2 separate regions of the Homo sapiens genome follow, and region 2 is linked to region 1. Evidence: read pairs that join two places in POLR2A ChIA-PET (ENCODE). Cell type or tissue: A673. All regions are shown on one strand. Each heading gives the region's core, and the rest is flanking DNA. Links, peaks and the distances in the headings are about the cores only.

The links. ChIA-PET counts read pairs that join two places held together with the same protein. Peaks named below come from ENCODE experiments on the same cell type or tissue, not always from the same donor. Only the 100,000 strongest peaks of a DNase experiment are listed, where the experiment ranks them.
Region 2: POLR2A ChIA-PET joins it to region 1 with 5 read pairs; 2 of 35 experiments call an interaction of 5 or more read pairs at or near these places.

What each region holds. Positions count from the first base shown.
Region 1 is chr1:27,572,145-27,580,198 of GRCh38, forward strand. The region is part of intron 3 of AHDC1 (AT-hook DNA binding motif containing 1); the gene reads right to left. Among named protein-coding and RNA genes, the nearest start is that of AHDC1, 28 kb to the right of the region's middle. RefSeq lists a silencer at 3,769-3,908. In A673, for the core only: a CTCF peak has its summit at 3,353 (motif pointing left); a DNase peak (open chromatin) is centred at 3,427; H3K27ac peaks cover 1,763 bases.
Region 2 is chr1:27,802,948-27,811,001 of GRCh38, forward strand. STX12 (syntaxin 12) reads left to right here. Exons shown (of 9, transcript NM_177424.3): 5 at 7,299-7,342. Among named protein-coding and RNA genes, the nearest start is that of PPP1R8, 24 kb to the right of the region's middle. RefSeq lists an enhancer at 4,244-4,767. In A673, for the core only: no CTCF peak of the experiment used is centred there; no DNase peak of the experiment used is centred there; H3K27ac peaks cover 422 bases.

The DNA of each region.
Region 1 (8,054 bases), core at 1,809-5,808:
GTGGAATTGGTTCTGGAGGAGATTGAACAGGAAACAGAGTCTAATCCCGTGGTGGGGAAGGGGTTAAAAGGTCAATTCACGCCTGTTCCTGACTTAGGCACCGTGGTAAAATTACTGAGAGTGAGGGGGCTTGAGGCTGCCTGCCTGCTTACCTGTGGAGGGACTGATTAAGACAGGAGACCTCCCTCCAGGTGTCCTGGGGCCCCCCTCTGTACAAAGATAGAAGGGAAGAGGCACCCAAAACATGGCCAGGATTCACTCACAGCCTGAAAACACCACCGGATGGTCCCAGTACAACCTGACATCTGATAGCAGCCCAAACGGCCAGGAGCTGCCTACTGCCTTACAACACTGTTCTGGACAGCTACACGTCCGTACCCTAGCCAGCCACACATGCACTGTTCAGAGGCCCTGACAACACCCCTACAGATACCCCCACAACAGTACATGACAACTCCAATTCCAAACAGTGCCACTCAGCTCAACATCCATAAACAACTGACAAACCCAGGTGCAGGCAAAACCACGCAGTGTGGGACTGTGCTGACTCCAGCCGCTTCCCCAGGAGGCTGGAGCCTCTCTGAGGAGCCTGTCCTGACCCAAAGCCCGGCTCTCTGCTTCATGGATGTTTCTTCCTCCCTCCCACTGCCAGCCTCCTTGTCCTGCACACACCTCAACACACCGCCCCTGCGATCGCTCTTCTGGAGACACCAACCCATGAGCTAGCTGTCTTGTGCGCCATGCCCCAATTCCCTGGAGGCCGACTGGTCACTGACACACACATTCCCTTCCCCTAGAAGCACACAGTCTCACAGCCCCGCCTGACACAAGCTCTTATTCCTATGCACAGGCCTCTCCACAGACAACAGAGACCTAGGGAAGCAGCGGTGCCACTGGCTTGGGTGATAAGCCCCCTCCATCCACCACAACCTCCACCAGTATCCCTGAAGGGTGTGTCTCAGGAAGGGAGGCACTCCAGCCTTCTGGGGGTGGGGTGGGGATACCTTGACAGGAATCTCCGAGCTGACTTGGTTCTCTGTGTGCGCCTATCTCCTAGGACACATCAGTCAACACAGGCTTGGAGCCTGTCAGAGCTAGAAGGTGCCTTAGGGAGCCACTAATCCAACCTCCTTCGCTATGCAGGAGGAAGGAAACCAAGGCCCAGAGAGGGGAAGCAGCCTGCCTAACGTCACACAGCCGAACTCCTGGTTGCCCTTTTCTTTCATAGTTCCCCAGTGGGAGCCCTCTATGTGTGGTAAAGACACTGGGGAGTAGGGTACAGTTAGCCCAGAAAGGCTTTTCTGAGGCAGAGGGAGGTGGAACCGACTAGTTGGGAGGGGAATCTGTAGTCCTAGAGAGTTTATGAGAACTGCCCAACAGTGCATCCAAAGACATGAGCACCTCGCAGCCCTGGAATCTGGGCCACATAAATTTGGTGGGATCCAGGCTTTGCCAAAAAGAGCTGGTGGATGCTCATTCCTGCTCCACTTCCTATCCCAGCGCCCCAGAGAGCTGTCTCCCCAAACCAAAGGCAAGGGAAGGTTACAAAGTTCCCTATACCTGGCCTTGAATGCAAGTTCCCTCTGTGGTCCAGGGCATCCCTGCCTTTTATTATTTACGTAGATCTCTGCCAGGAAGCCTCTGCGATGCATGAGTAAAGAGGTGTTCTGCCAGGTAGTTTTTATTTCAACTCCATTTTGCAGAAAAGCAAACTGAGGCTCACAAGAGGTAGGGTAATTTGCTCAAGTTCACACAGACAACAAATGGGGCCTTGAGCTCCTTCCAGTACACCAGGGTCTTTCCCAGTGGACATGGAAGGCCAATCAAACAGGAAACAGGGAGAACTGGGGATAGGAGAGGTTGGGAGTTGACACAGGCCCAGGCCCAACATCCTGGGCTAAGGAGGAACCCCGAGGCATCTGAATTTGAATCTGGGTATCTGGCAGTGATGGAGTGAAAGGTCAGCAAGGAGATGAGAGGAAGAGGAAAGCAGAATTCCACCAGCCTCACAGCCTGCCTGGACCATCCCCTGGGGAGCCAGCCTGGAGCTCTCTGCCAGCCCCCGCCCCACCCCCAGTGGAAGGCAAAAGGAGCACTGTGAGGAGACTAGTGTGACAGAGACCTTGGGAAGTGAAATCTCACAGGCTTGGTGCAGGGGAAGGGAATTCAAATGTTTTGGGGGCTACCTCTATTCCTCAGGATGGGGCTGGATGTCACACGGGTGCCCTTCATTTCCCACCCTTACTATGTGCAGATGCTATGCTAACTGATTGAAATGTTGTGTAACTTTGAGCCCCACCACAAGGCCATGGCCTATCTAGTGTTATCTAGTTTTTCACGTGAGGAAAGGGAAACTCAGGAGTAAAAGGACTTGTTCAAGGTCACACAGCCAGCGAGTGGCAACTGTGGCATAGGTGAAGCGTGCCTATCCCGACTGCTTTTGTTTACCATGGTGAGAGTATGCTAGGTGGGGGCAGGAAACAGAACTGAACAAGGGCCACTGGCAGGGGGAGAAGGGTCCACCATCAGATGGGGAAGATGCCTGCTGAGTTGCCAAAAGGTTCATCAGTTTACAGAGCACCAAATGGTGCTGGAAGGGAACAAAGTTGTGGGAAAGCGTCCCTTCCCCTGCCCAACAAAGGGCAGGGTAGACCTCTTTCCTTCCCCAAGCCATAGTGCCAAGAGTGAGCCCTGAGAGGTCACATACCTACTCCTGGATTCTCAGGGCTCTTGTAAAATGAAGCCCCTCCCATCCCGGGGCCCTTCTCTGGACTCTGGGGCCTGCAAGGTGCAGAAATGCTCTCAAAGAAAGCTACTGTCGCCGTCGGGAAAATTATCCAGGATTTTCCCAGCACATCTGCCCCCACATCGGCTCCGCAGTTGGGAGGCGGGGCGGGGGTGCTGCATGCTGGGAGAAGACTGCCTTGCCTCCCTCCTAGCAGCCCTCAGATTCCTCTGGCTGGAGCAAGAAGCTCCAGTCCGCAGGCCCAGCACTTCTCAGGGCCCGAAGAGCCCGCCTCCGAGTTTTCCCGCCGCCGCCGCCGCCTCTGGGGCTACCTGGCAGGCTAAGCTGCCCACTGATCCCTGCCACCTCCGCCCCCCTCCCAGATGAGGCCACAGAGTTTCTGGCTCCTGGAGGAGGTGACGGGCGGAGAGGGAAACCAGGCGGCTGGGGGAGGGGCGTTGCCTGCACCTGGCCCTTCTCCGCCGCGCAAGCCGGGAGGGGCGGGACTGGACCCCCGCCAGACCCGAAAAGAGAGGCCGAGGAGGCGAGGGGTGCTCTCTCCACTCCCGCAGTCTGGGGCCGGGCGGCGAGGTCTCCCCCCACCACCCTCGCCGCGGAGGCGCCCCCTAGGGTCGGGCGCCAGGCGCCCCTGCCCGAGCTGCGCGCTTAGCTCGCTCCCCCGGCCGGCCGCGCTCTCCAGCTGCAGGAAATTCCAGAAGCTCTCCATCATCCCCGCGCAGCGCGCAGCCCGGGCTGCCAAGGCTCCCCGAAGGAGAGCCACATGCCGGCCGGCCGCGCGGCCCGCCCTCGGCCCCCACCCGGTCCAACCCGGCCGGGTAGCCACGTCTGGCCGGGCGGGGGCCAAGCCGGCCGCCCCTTCCCGCGCCCCGGGCCCGGCGGAATGCGTGGCAGCCCCGACCGGGGGCTATTTTGAGCGGGAGGGGAGCGGCCCGGCCTCGGTGTTTTCGGCTTTTTCCTGGCCCCCGGCCCGCCAGGCCGGGCCCTCTGCTGCCCGCTGAATGGGAGGGGGGGCGGGGTCACGTGGCGGGGGGAGGGGAGGGCCGTCGCGATCCGGGTCGGGCTCGGGCTCTGCCCCGGCCCGGGGACTGGAGGCGCCCGGCAGCGGTCCGGACCTGCGCTCTCGGACGCGGCTGAGTGGCGGGGTTATTAATAGCGTGCCTGGCTCGGGCAGTGGCTCCAGGGCGCCCGCTACCTGCACGCCCCTCCTGCAGAGAGCACTGGCGGCCCGGCGCTCCCTCCGCAGCGGCGGACTGAGGCCTAACTGGATAGCGCCACCGTGAACCGGCGGCCAATCACAGGCCTCGATTTCCTTACCTGTAAATTGGGGTTGAGCTACCCGGCTTTATAGGGTAGGTGCCATATAAAGGTTTTGTTTGCTGTGTGCCTCTCCTTGGGCAAAACGCTGTCACAATTGGGGGCCTCCGTTTTCCTTATTAAAACGAAGGGGTCTGAAAAGGCCCTCTGCAGGGAAAGCGTCCGGACATCTGAACAATGCGTTTTCACTGACCACCTATTTGTGCCTAGCGACTACCCAATGGTCACTGCTAACACAGGGCACCTGCCCTGCATTATTAGCATGCGCTAACTCAATTATAAGGCCTCCATAAAGTAGGTAATATTATCCCCTTTTTGTTAATGAGAAAGCTGAAGTTCACGAAGGTTAAGTGACCCACCAAAGGTCACACAATGTCAGAGCCTAAAGTCAGAAAAACTCTGGTTCCAGAACCCGTTAACCACTGAACACAGTGTTCACCCTGACACAGGCAGGACAAGCATTGCTGCTTCCCTCCTCCCTTTCAGGCAGTCCCTGGGGACCCCTTCTGCTCTGGTCCCAGTTCCAGGCATGAGGGGCTGTTCTCAACAGCTCCACTGGGGCCATTCCCACCTCCATCTACCCGTAGGGACATGGGGGGATCACACCAGTGTCACCCTTACAACAGTGGAGGCTGCTTTTGGGCATGTGGTGACCCGTGACCCTGGCCCTGTCTAGGCACTGGCCATCCTGAGTCTAGCACCTCACACACACACATATATACAGTGCATCCCAGTGCTCACCGCCTGCCCACACCCCCCAACGCCAGCACCCACCGTCATGACATGAACACAGAGACCAGTACCCTACCTTGCACTGGTGACAGCGCCCCTGTCACAAAGCCAGCAGCTTCAGACAGCATCCCTCAACATTCTTCCTGGCTACTCTGTCCCTGTCCCTCACTCCCTCTCCAGTAGCTCACAGTCCAAATCCCACAACGGATGGGGAAGCTTAGGCCCAAGAGGAAGGGATGGGAGGACACAGTCATCCCTCCTGAGACCCGGGGATAGGATCATAAATGAGGAAAGAAAATTGCCTTTGGCCAGTGAATGACAGACGTGGGCATCCAATACAAATCATTCAGCTCCTGGTCGGTTGCCCCACTGCAGCCCTCTGAATCTGTTCAGCTCCTGCCGTGCGGCAGCTAGAGGGGCCCCCAGGACAGGATTCTAGAAATGGGCACCAAGCTGGGACCAGAGTCCTAAGGACCACTCTCTGCTCCCAAGTGTCAGTCCCAGACTATGGGCCCCTAGGTTTCACTAATCCATCAAATTCTAGACTCAGCCTAGCCTCAGAGCCATGGGGGCAGGGGCATCTGGGGGTGAGGGGAGATGGCATACAGGGGGAACAGCCTAGGACAGGGCTTGGAGCTGCTTCCTGCTCCCCCCACTCCCAAGCAAGGAAGCACAAAGACTGGCAGGCCCCCCACTCCGCCCCGGAAACCTGGCAGTTTATTTCTGTCTCTGGGCCCCCTGTTTCCACAGAGTCAGTCCAGGAAGGCTGGCAGCAGCTGGCTCGGAGGGGTGGAGCTCCTGCTCTCTCAAGGGTCCAGCTGCCACCCTGCTCCCCTCCCCCTGACCTGCCAGGCCAGACAAGACTGAGGTGACACTGGGATAAGGGACAGGAACTGGGGGCCAGTGCTCAGAGGTGATACTGAATACCCTGAGAGGCCAGAGCCCCAACAGAGATTCCACCTGAGGCCAGGGAGTTAAGACTCCAGGGGAGGGAACCCCTGACTCCCCAGCCCACAGCCCAGATGTTCTCCCAGGCAGTCAGACTACACCCAGTTCAAGTCTGCTAAGGGTGTAACCTCTGGCGAGTACAACCCTACTTGTTCCAGATTATTCTGGCTCATAACTCCTCTGGACCCTGGTCCCAAAGAAAAGCCTGTTTCTAAATCTGTGCTGTCCAACATGGTAGCCACTAGCCACATGTGAGTGTGGCTAGTCAGAACTGGAATGTGCTGTAAGTACAAAATATACACCAGATTCTGAAGTCTTAATGTATTTTTTAAATATAAAATACCTCATTAATAATTTTTATAAGGCTTATACATTAAAATGCTAGTACTTTGGATATATTGGGTTATATAAGATAAATTGTTGGGCCAGGCACAGTGGCTCATGCCTGTAATCCCACACTTTGGGAGGCCGAGGTGGGTGGATCACCTGAGGTCAGGAGTTCGAGACCAGCCTGGCCAACACGGTGACACCCCATCTCTACAAAAAATACAAAAATTAGCTGGGTGTGGTGGTGGGCACCTGTAATCCCAGCTACTTGGGGGGCTGAGGCAGGAGAATCGCTTCAACTCGGGAGGTGGAGGTTGCAGTGAGCTGAGATTGTGCCACTGCACTCCAGTGAGGGCAACAGAGCAAGACTCCCTCTCAAAAAAAAAAAGAAAGATAAATTGTTAAAATTAATTCCACTTACTTCCTTTTATGTCTTTTTACTTTGTTTAATGTGGCTACTTGAAAATTTTAAATTACATATGTGGCTTCTCTTTTTTTTTTTTGACACGGAGTCTTACACTGTCGCACAGGCTGGAGTGAAATGGCGCTATCTCGGCTCACTGCAACCTCCACCTCCCAGGTTCAAGAGATTCTCCTGCCTCAGACTCCCGAGTAGCTGGGATTATAGGTGCCTGCCACCATGCCCAGCTAATTTTTTGTATTTTTAGTAGAGACGGGGTTTTACTATGTTGGCCAGGCTGGTCTTGAACTCCTGACCTTGTGATTCACCTGCCTCGGCCTCCCAAAGTGCTGGGATTACAGGCGTGAGCCACCACACCCGGACACATATATGGCTTCTATTATGTGTCTACTGGATAGTCCTGTTCTAAATCTTTTTTTTTTTTTTTTTTAAGACAGTGTCTGGCTTTGTCACTCAGGCTAGAGTGCAGCGGTATAATCACAGCTCACTGCAGCCTCAATCTTCTGGGCTCAATCTTCCCACCTCAGCCTCTTGCATAGCTGGGACTACATGCTACCATGCCCAACTAACTTTTTAACGTTTTTGTAGAGACAGGGCCTCACTACGTTGCCCAGGCTGGTGTTCTAGGTCTTGTGGGTTCTGGCTTTGGACTAAAGCTTTGCCTTCTCTGGATCCGTATCTGTGTGACTTTAGCTCACTCACTTTCTCATATCTAGACCACAGCCTTATGTGTTAGTCTAAATCTCACCACCCCACACCACCCCACCCCAGTTTTCCGTGAATCTAGGTTCAGCCAGAGATGATGGCTTAGTCTGCTTTATACACACTATTTAGTGCATTTCTTGTTCATCAATCCCCAATATCTAGATCCCAGCAAGAGTGTGACTATAGATCACCTTTCATGTTAACTTGCCATGGATCTAGGTTCCAGCCTGACATGTCAACATTGTTTGCTTAGATCACTGTCTAATTAGGTTTAAAATCTACACACCCCTCAGGAGGAATAAGGTTCTAGATCAGAGGTTGGCAAACTATGGTCCATGGCCTGTTGTCTGTTTTTATAATTCAAGTTTGATTGGAACACAGCCATGCTCATTCGCTTATGCACTGTCTATGACTGCTTTCAAGGTGCAATGGCAGAGTTAAGTACTACTCATGACAGAGACTGAATGCTTACAAAGTCTAAAATTTTTACTTTCCAGAATGACCATTTTAGATGAGCAACAAATCCAACCCACTATAAATTTAGATTCCAGCCCAAGACCATGGCCTAGTCTAATCTAGATCACCTCCTGCTGTGGTTCTAGACAGTGCTGCCCGCCAGGATCTAAAACCAGAGCCTAACATTGGTTCCCTGGTGCTTGGGTTCCAAATCCTACTCTGATCTCGGCAGATGGGCCCCAGGACTCCTCTCTGGGATGGAAAGGGTGTCTCTACTTCTTAACTCCCCTAGAGAGATCAAGGCCCATGGGCCCTTCTTGATGGCCTTGGGATGTGGGAGGGAGGGTAGATTCCAGAGACAGCACTGGAGGCTGAGTCAAAGAGTTAGGGGTAAGCCCTTCCAGA
Region 2 (8,054 bases), core at 1,982-5,981, 230 kb after region 1:
AGATATAATATAGAAATTTAAAAACTTAGTGGATGGGTGGTTTAACTAAAAAATTGGTTAGAATATATTATCCAGCATGTAGCATAGGGGGTTAAGAGGTTAAATACGGAAGAAAGATTATGAAAAATGGAGAATGGAGAGAAAAGATCTAACGTAGTTTTAACTGGAGTTATAGAGTGAGAATAGGGCAAACATAGAACAGAGGTGATATTTGAAGAAATAATGAGTGATAATATTCTAGAACTGATTAAAAACACTAGCCTGCAGTTTCAAGAAGCCTAACAAATCCCAAGCAGGATAAATAAAATCTCTAATCTAGATACATCAAAGACAAACTTCAGACCAGAGACAAAGAGAAAAATCATAAAGATAGCTAGAGAAACATTAGAATACCTTCAAAGATACAATAGTTAGATTGACAGTTGACTTCTCAACAACAGTGGAAGCCAGTAGAGTGCTATCTTGAATGTTGATGAAGGACAATAACTGCCTACCTAGGATTCTAAACCCAGTGAAAATATATGTCAGAATGAGGGCTAATTAAAGACATTTTCAATCAAAAGAGAGTTTTCTGTCAGCACATCTTATTGAAGGAAATTCTAAATAATGTATTTCAGATGGAAGGAAAGTGATCTCAGATGGAAAGTCTGAAAAGCAGAAAGAAATGAAGAACAAAAAAAGTGGTAAAGATGTGAAAAGACTAGTCACAGGGAGAAGACATTGCTATATATATTTAATAGCAAAGGACTAGCATTTAGAATATATAAAGAATTCGGCCAGGCGTGGTGGCTCACACCTGTAATCCCAGCACTTTGGGAGGCCAAGGTGGGCAGATCACGAGGTCAGGAGTTCAAGACCAGCCTGGCCAACATGGTGAAACCCTGTCTCTACTAAAAATACAAAATTAGCTGGGCGTGGTAGCGCGTGCCTGTAATCCCAGCTACTCTGGAGGCTGAGGCAGGAGAATCGCTTGAACCAGGGAGACAGAGGTTGCAGTGAGCTGAGATTGTGCCCCTGTGCTCCAGCCTGGGCGACACAACAAGATTGTATCTCAAAAAACAAAAAACAAAACAAAAAAAACCCCAGAATTCCCATGAATCAATATGAAAAAGAAAGATACAACTCAATAGAACAAAAGTTGTCAAACTTTTTAATCTCAGGAACCCATTACACTCTTAAAAATCATTAAATTCTGTGGCCGGGCGCAGTGGCTCATGCCTGTAATCCCAGCACTTTGGGAGGCCGAGGCGGGTGGATCACCTGAGGTCAGGAGTTCAAGACCAGCCTGGCCAACATGGAGAAACCCTGTCTCTATTAAAAAATACAAAATTAGCCGCGCATGGTGGCGCATGCCTGTAATCCCAGCTACTTGGGAGGCTGAGGCAGGAGAATCACTTGAACCTGGGAGGTGGAGGTTGCAGTGAGCCGAGATTGCACCATTGCACTCCAGCCTGGGCAAAAAGAGTGAAATTCCGTCTCAAAAAAAAATATCATTAAGTTATCTTCTTGAATCTTAAAAAAAAAAAAAATTACTAAGGACCTGTATTAGTCTGTTCTCACTCTGCTATAAAGAACTGCCCGAAGCTGGGCGTGGTGGCTCACGCCTGTAATCCCAGCACTTTGGGAGGCTGAGGCGGGCAGATCACAGGGTCAGGAGTTCAAGACCAGCCTGGCCAACATGGTGAAACCCCATCGCTACTAAAAATATAAAAAATTAGCCGGGCATGGTGGCAGGTGCCTATAATCCCAGCTACTCAGGACGCTGAGGCAGGAGACTCGCTTCAACCCGGGAGGCGGAGATTGCCATGAGCTGAGACCGCACCGCTGCACTCCAGCCTGGGCAACAGAGTGAGACTCCATCTCAAAAAAAAAAAAAGGAAGAAAGAACTGCCAGAGACTGGGTAATTTACTTTAATTTATATTGAAGTATTTAATTTATATAGGAAAGGGGTTTTGTTGACTCACATTTCCACATGTCTGGGAGGCCTCAGGAAACTTACAGTCATGGTAGAAGACACCTCTTCACAGGACCGCAGGAGAGAGAATGAGTGCGGAGAGAAGGGGAAAGCCCCTTATAAAACCATCAGATGTTGTGAGAACTCAGTCACTATCACGAGAACAACAAGGGGAAAACTGTCCCCATGCTTCAGTTTTGTCCATCTGGTCTCGCCCTTGACACGTGGGGATTATTACAATTCAAGGTGAGATTTGGGTGGGGACACAGAGCCAAACCATATCAGACCCCAAAGAAGTTTTGTTTATATGAGTCATATCTATTGATGTATACTGTATTAGAAATTAAAACTGAGAAAAATTTTAGATGTTTGTTTATTCATTTACAAATAATACACTTATTACATATTAACATGAATATAAATTAGATTTTTTATGCACATGGGGAAAGAAGGAATTAAATTAGATTTTTCATTTTAAAAAATTGTGTTTCCAAGAAAAAAAATTAGTGGGCAGAGTAGCATTATTTTCATTTTTGCAAATTTTTTTTATTTTAATGTCTGGCTTACCAGAAGGCAGCTAGATTTTCATAGCTGCTTTTGTTTTTTAACCTCCATACTAAAGATGTAAATGATTTATATAACACCATTACAGTATTAGAATATTCTGAATTTGACTATTTACTTACTTTTACCAGTGAATGTTATACTTTCATATGTTTTCATGTTACTAATTATTATGCTTTTCATTCAGCTTGAAGAACTCCCTTTAGCACTTCTTGTGAGGCAGGTGTAGTGGTGATGAACTCTCTCAGCTTTTTTCGTCTAGGATTATATCTGCTTCTGTATTCAGTCTATTATGATAGATTGTTCTGGTTGAAGTATCTGAAGAAAATCCAAGCTAGCAGAAATATACAATTGGAAAAGGAATATTTTTATAACCTTGTTGATACTCTTCTTTGATACTACATCAAAACTTGACAAAAGTTAGTTGCATTGTACAATCTAAAACCATTATAATGACTTCATACTCTGTTACATTAACATCTGTTGGTCTATATTATACTTTGATTGGATCTTTTATCCATGCATGATTTTTATAGCATCATGTATTTATCATTTGGATAGTATTGGTTCCCTGAGTTATGCAGCTCTTCCAAATGTCGATACATTTCATTTTACAATATAAAAAAATACATATTTCCATCAGTTTCACCAGAAAAGTATTTAAATATTGGGAAACTCTTACAATGGTAGATACAAGTCTTCCGAAATTTTATTTTTATTTTTACTTGAAAGCTACATTTTTGTCATTGGCAACAAACACCCTCTGTTGTTTTCCTTGAAGTGACAGGCTCATACTTCTTTTCAACAAGTTGTCTGCCAAATACCCATCTGAAAAGTTTATATGTATACGTTTATGAAAGTTTTAAAGCTTTTAAATAAGTTTTTAGTAAGTTCTTATAAAACTATATTGAATAAGTAAAAATGGTATTCCCTAAAAAAAGTGGCTAGTTCAGCCTGCAGTTCCATTACACAAGTGCTTTTCCTAGAGACAGACATTGTATTTCTTTATGCAGCAGAAGTACTTTATGTGCACTTCCCATTTCACAATACAGAATAGTAGAAAGATATGTATTGAGGGGTCAAGGTTTAATTAATAATTTGTATGGCTTCAAGAATACATTGGCTTTTAAAATACGGTGAGTGTGTGGTGATGAAGAATACAATAATACTAGTGCAATTCGGTGCCACTGCCTTCAGCCATTTTATCTATCTGTATTAGTCCATTTTCACACTGCTATAAAGATACTACCTGAGACTGGATACTTTATAAATAAAAGAGGTTTAATTGACTCACAGTTCTGCGTGGCTGGATAGGCCTCAGGAAACTTACAACCATGGTAGAAAGCTAAGGGGAGGCAAGGCATGTCTTACATGGTGGCAGGAGAAAGAGAAAGAGAGTGCAGGGGAAATACCAGACACTTACCAAACAACCGGATCTCATGAGAACTCCCTCACTAACACGTGAACACTAACACCCCCATGATCCAATCACTTCCCACCAGGTCCCTCCCTTCGCACGTTGGGATTACAATTCGAGACGAGATTTGAGTGGGGACATAGAGCCAAACCATATCACTACCATTGCCTTTTTTTAATTTTTAATTTTTGTGGGCACATGGTAGGTGTATATATTTATGAGGTACATGAGATACTTTCATATAGTCATGTAATGTGTAATAATTACACCATGGTAAATGGGGTGTCTATCCCCTCAAGCATTTATCCTTTATGTTACAGACAATTCAATTATACTCTTTTAGTTATTTTTGAATATATAATTAAATTATTATTGACGATAGTCACCCATTTGTGCTATCAAATACTAGGTCCTATTCATTCTTCCTATTTTTTGTGCCCATTAACCATCCCCACTTCCCCGCCACCAGTCCCCCACCATTGCTTTTGCTCCGTCCTGTTGATATTTACACTCATGGAGCAAATAAACACGTTAGTATTATTTTGAGTAATGGTCAAACAAATGAAAAGGTACTCAGCTTCTTTAGTAATGGTGAAATTACAGATTAAAATAACAATGAAATACTATTTCATGCCCACCAGGAGGGCAGAAGTTTAAAATTCTGTGAACACTGGGAGTTGTCATTATGGATATGATGCAACAGGAACTTTTTTATCTGGCCGGTGGTATAAGTTAGAACAACTACTTTGGAAAACATTTTGGCTGTATCTTCAGAACACATGCAGACCTTGTGATCCAGCAATTCTACCCTAGAGAAACCTGTATGTGTTATACCAGGATGTATGTACAAGAATGTGCATAGCAGCATTGTTTGTAGTAGTCAAAAATTGGAAACATCCAGATGTCTGTCAACTGTAGAATGGATAAATTGTGTTATGTTCATATACTATAATATCATACAGCAAAGAAAATGATTGAACCACAGTTACATTCAGTATCAGAGATGGATCTGGCATAATCTGGAATGATTCAAAAAAAGCACTAAAGAATATAAACAGTATAATTCCATTTATGTAAAGTTCAAAAACAGGCAAAATGATATTGAATAAGAATATAGCTCACTATTCTTAAAATGCAAGAAAATGATTTTCACAAAGTCAAGATAATAGATACTTTAAAAGGGAGGGATGGAGTTGTGATTGGAGAAGGGCACATGAGTAGGCTTTTAGGACTCTGGCAATGTTATTTCTTGATCTGGGGAAAAAGATAAAGTAAAAAGAAAAAAACAAACCAAAAACCCACAGTGTTCCTCTGAGTGGATAGAAATTTGAAATTCTTTTCATTTTGCTTGTCCTGTATTGCTATTATAAAAAGGGTAAGCTTTTTAAAAATGAAAATACATTGATTTTTACCATTTTTGCTTTGTTTTTTATTTATTTATTTATTTATTTATTTATTTATTTATTTATTTATTCTGAGAGGGAGTCTCACTCTGTCACTCAGGCTGTAGTGCAGTGGCACGATCTTGGCTCACTGCAACCTCTGCCTTCTAGGTTCAAGCAATTCTCCTGCCTTAGCCTCTCGAGTAGCTGGGATTACAGGCACCCACCACCATGCCTGGCTAATTTTTGTATTTTAGTAGAGACGGGGTTTCACCATGTTGGCCAGGCTGGTCACAAACTCCTGACCTCAAAGTGATCTGCCCACCTCGGCCTCTCAAAGTGCTGGGATTGGGATTACAGGCATGAGCCACCGCACCCAGCCTGTTTTTAAATTATAAAAGTAATACATCCATTAGACTGATTTTTTAATAATAATGATATTTATTCTTACAGCTTGATTATAAAGCATACTTTTTCCTCATCAAACAGTAACACCTGAAAGATTCGATTGCTAGTCTTTCACCAAATGCCAAAAATCCTGGTGAATTCTCTTTTAAAGTAGCACTATATGCTTGCCTAACTTTCTTAATTCAATAGTATTAGATAAATTACCATTGGAAAGACTATTTTTCAAAAACGTTATTATATGCCAAAGAGGAGACTATGATAAATCAGAGTTATTGTAAGAATTAAACAAAATAATATACAGAATAATAGTTCCCAATAAGTTCTGTTAAATCAAAATCTGCCACGATTTGAAGCAGCCTTCTTGAAAATAAAGGTTAGTGGGCTGGGCGCTGTGGCTCACGCCTGTAATCCCAACACTTTGGGAGGCCGAGGCAGGCGGATCACGAGGTCAGGAGTTTGAGAGCAGCCTGGCCAATATGGTGAAACCCCGTCTCTACTAAAAATACAAAAATTAGCTGGGCGTGGTGGCGTGCACCTGTAGTCCCAGCTACTCAGGAGGCTGAGGCAGAAGAATCGCTTGAACCTGGGAGGCAGAGGTGGTAGTGCAGCCGAGATCGTGCCACTCGATCCAGCCTCGGGACCAGAGTAAGATTCCATCTCAAAAAAAAAAAAAGAAAAGAAAAGAAAGGTTAGTTTATGTGTGTTTATGCCAAATCCCATCTCTCCAGAGTTTAATATATATTGATAATAGATTGATTAGCAACGTTCTCAAAGATCTCATATACTCTTTTTTTTTTTTTTTTTTGAGATGGAGTCTTGCTCTGTTGTCCAGGCTGGAGTGCAGTGGCGCAATCTCAGCTTACTGCAGCCTCCGCCTCCCTGATTCAATTCTCCTACCTTAGCCTCCTGAGTAGCTGGGACTACAGGTGCCCGCCACCACGTCCAGCTAATTTTTTTTGTATTTTTAGTAGAGACGGGGTTTCACCATATTGGCCAGGCTGGTCTTGAACTCCTGACCTTGTGATCTGCCCACCTCAGCCTCCCAAAGTGCTGGGATTACAGGCGTGAGCCACTGCGCCCGGCCAGATCTCATATACTTTTGACCACACATCAGTAAAAATCAAAAAAACCTTAGGAGAAAAAAAGGTAACACCATTTACATTAGACTGATTTTTGAAGTGAATCTGCTTTAGTGCCTACTGTGCTATGTCCATTTAAAAAATTTTTACATGTTCTGAAATTTTGTATTCTTGCAAGTTTATCTACCTCCCCCTAAATTTTAAAATATTTTATTGTTGTTATTTTTATTTTTAGCCCTTTCTCCTACGCATATTATTCTCCACCCTGTTCAGTATGGTTTCTGTTCAGGACTCAAACTGGAATGCAGATTTTCTTCAACCACTTTACACCCACTTCTTAGTTGAGACAGATTGCCAGAGTCCTATGTAATCTTACAGATTCTGTGGGTGTCAAAGGATGTTGCTTCTTTATACTGTGCTAAGGAAGCCCTTGTTTTGTGTGTCTGTGATGTGTTTCTGGATGACAGCAGCAATAATACCATCTACTTTCTAGGCAGAAGAGAGGCAAAGAGAGGAGCAGCTGGTCTCATTTGACAGGTAATAGAATTATTCATACAACCTGCTGGATAGTTGAGATGGGAATCTATCTCGTTATATTTTAATTTTAAAAATCAATGAAAAAATAGAGGGCAAAAATAAGGGGGCACCTGGAGTGGATAACATAATCCACAGAATAAAATTAAAAAGGCAAAACCATGGGCTTTTCCAAGCTCTTTGAGTTATTGGAAGGAGTAATTTCAAGGTGAATAAAAACTTCCAAGAAACCATTGATGTCTATGTGTTAAGCAGAGAGCTTGACTCCCTAGGAATAAGTATGAACCTACATGTCTACAGATTAGGAAGTCTAAGTCATCTTACCTCTAATGCAGATTTAAACCCATCAGAGTTCTTGGGTCTCTACTCATTTATAAAATGGAAGCAACTCATCCTTCTAGGAGTATTAAGAGGGAAACCAGACAATTTGTATCTGAATGATGTTCTTAACTTCTCCAAACTAATCACATGGAAGTGTATTTGTGGTATTAGTTCAGAACTTGATATGTTTTAGCATAGATACACATCCATCCCTCCCCACTACACTATGAGCACCTCAAAGGCTTGGGGACTCTGTCTTACTTAGTTTTGTATCTCTAGCACGAAGAGGACGTTATTTAAACATTGTAGGGGTGAAGTATGATTTATGATACTGATGGGAAAACACATAATAATGGAAAATTTCAAAGTGTTTTATATCTAGTATAATAAGTAA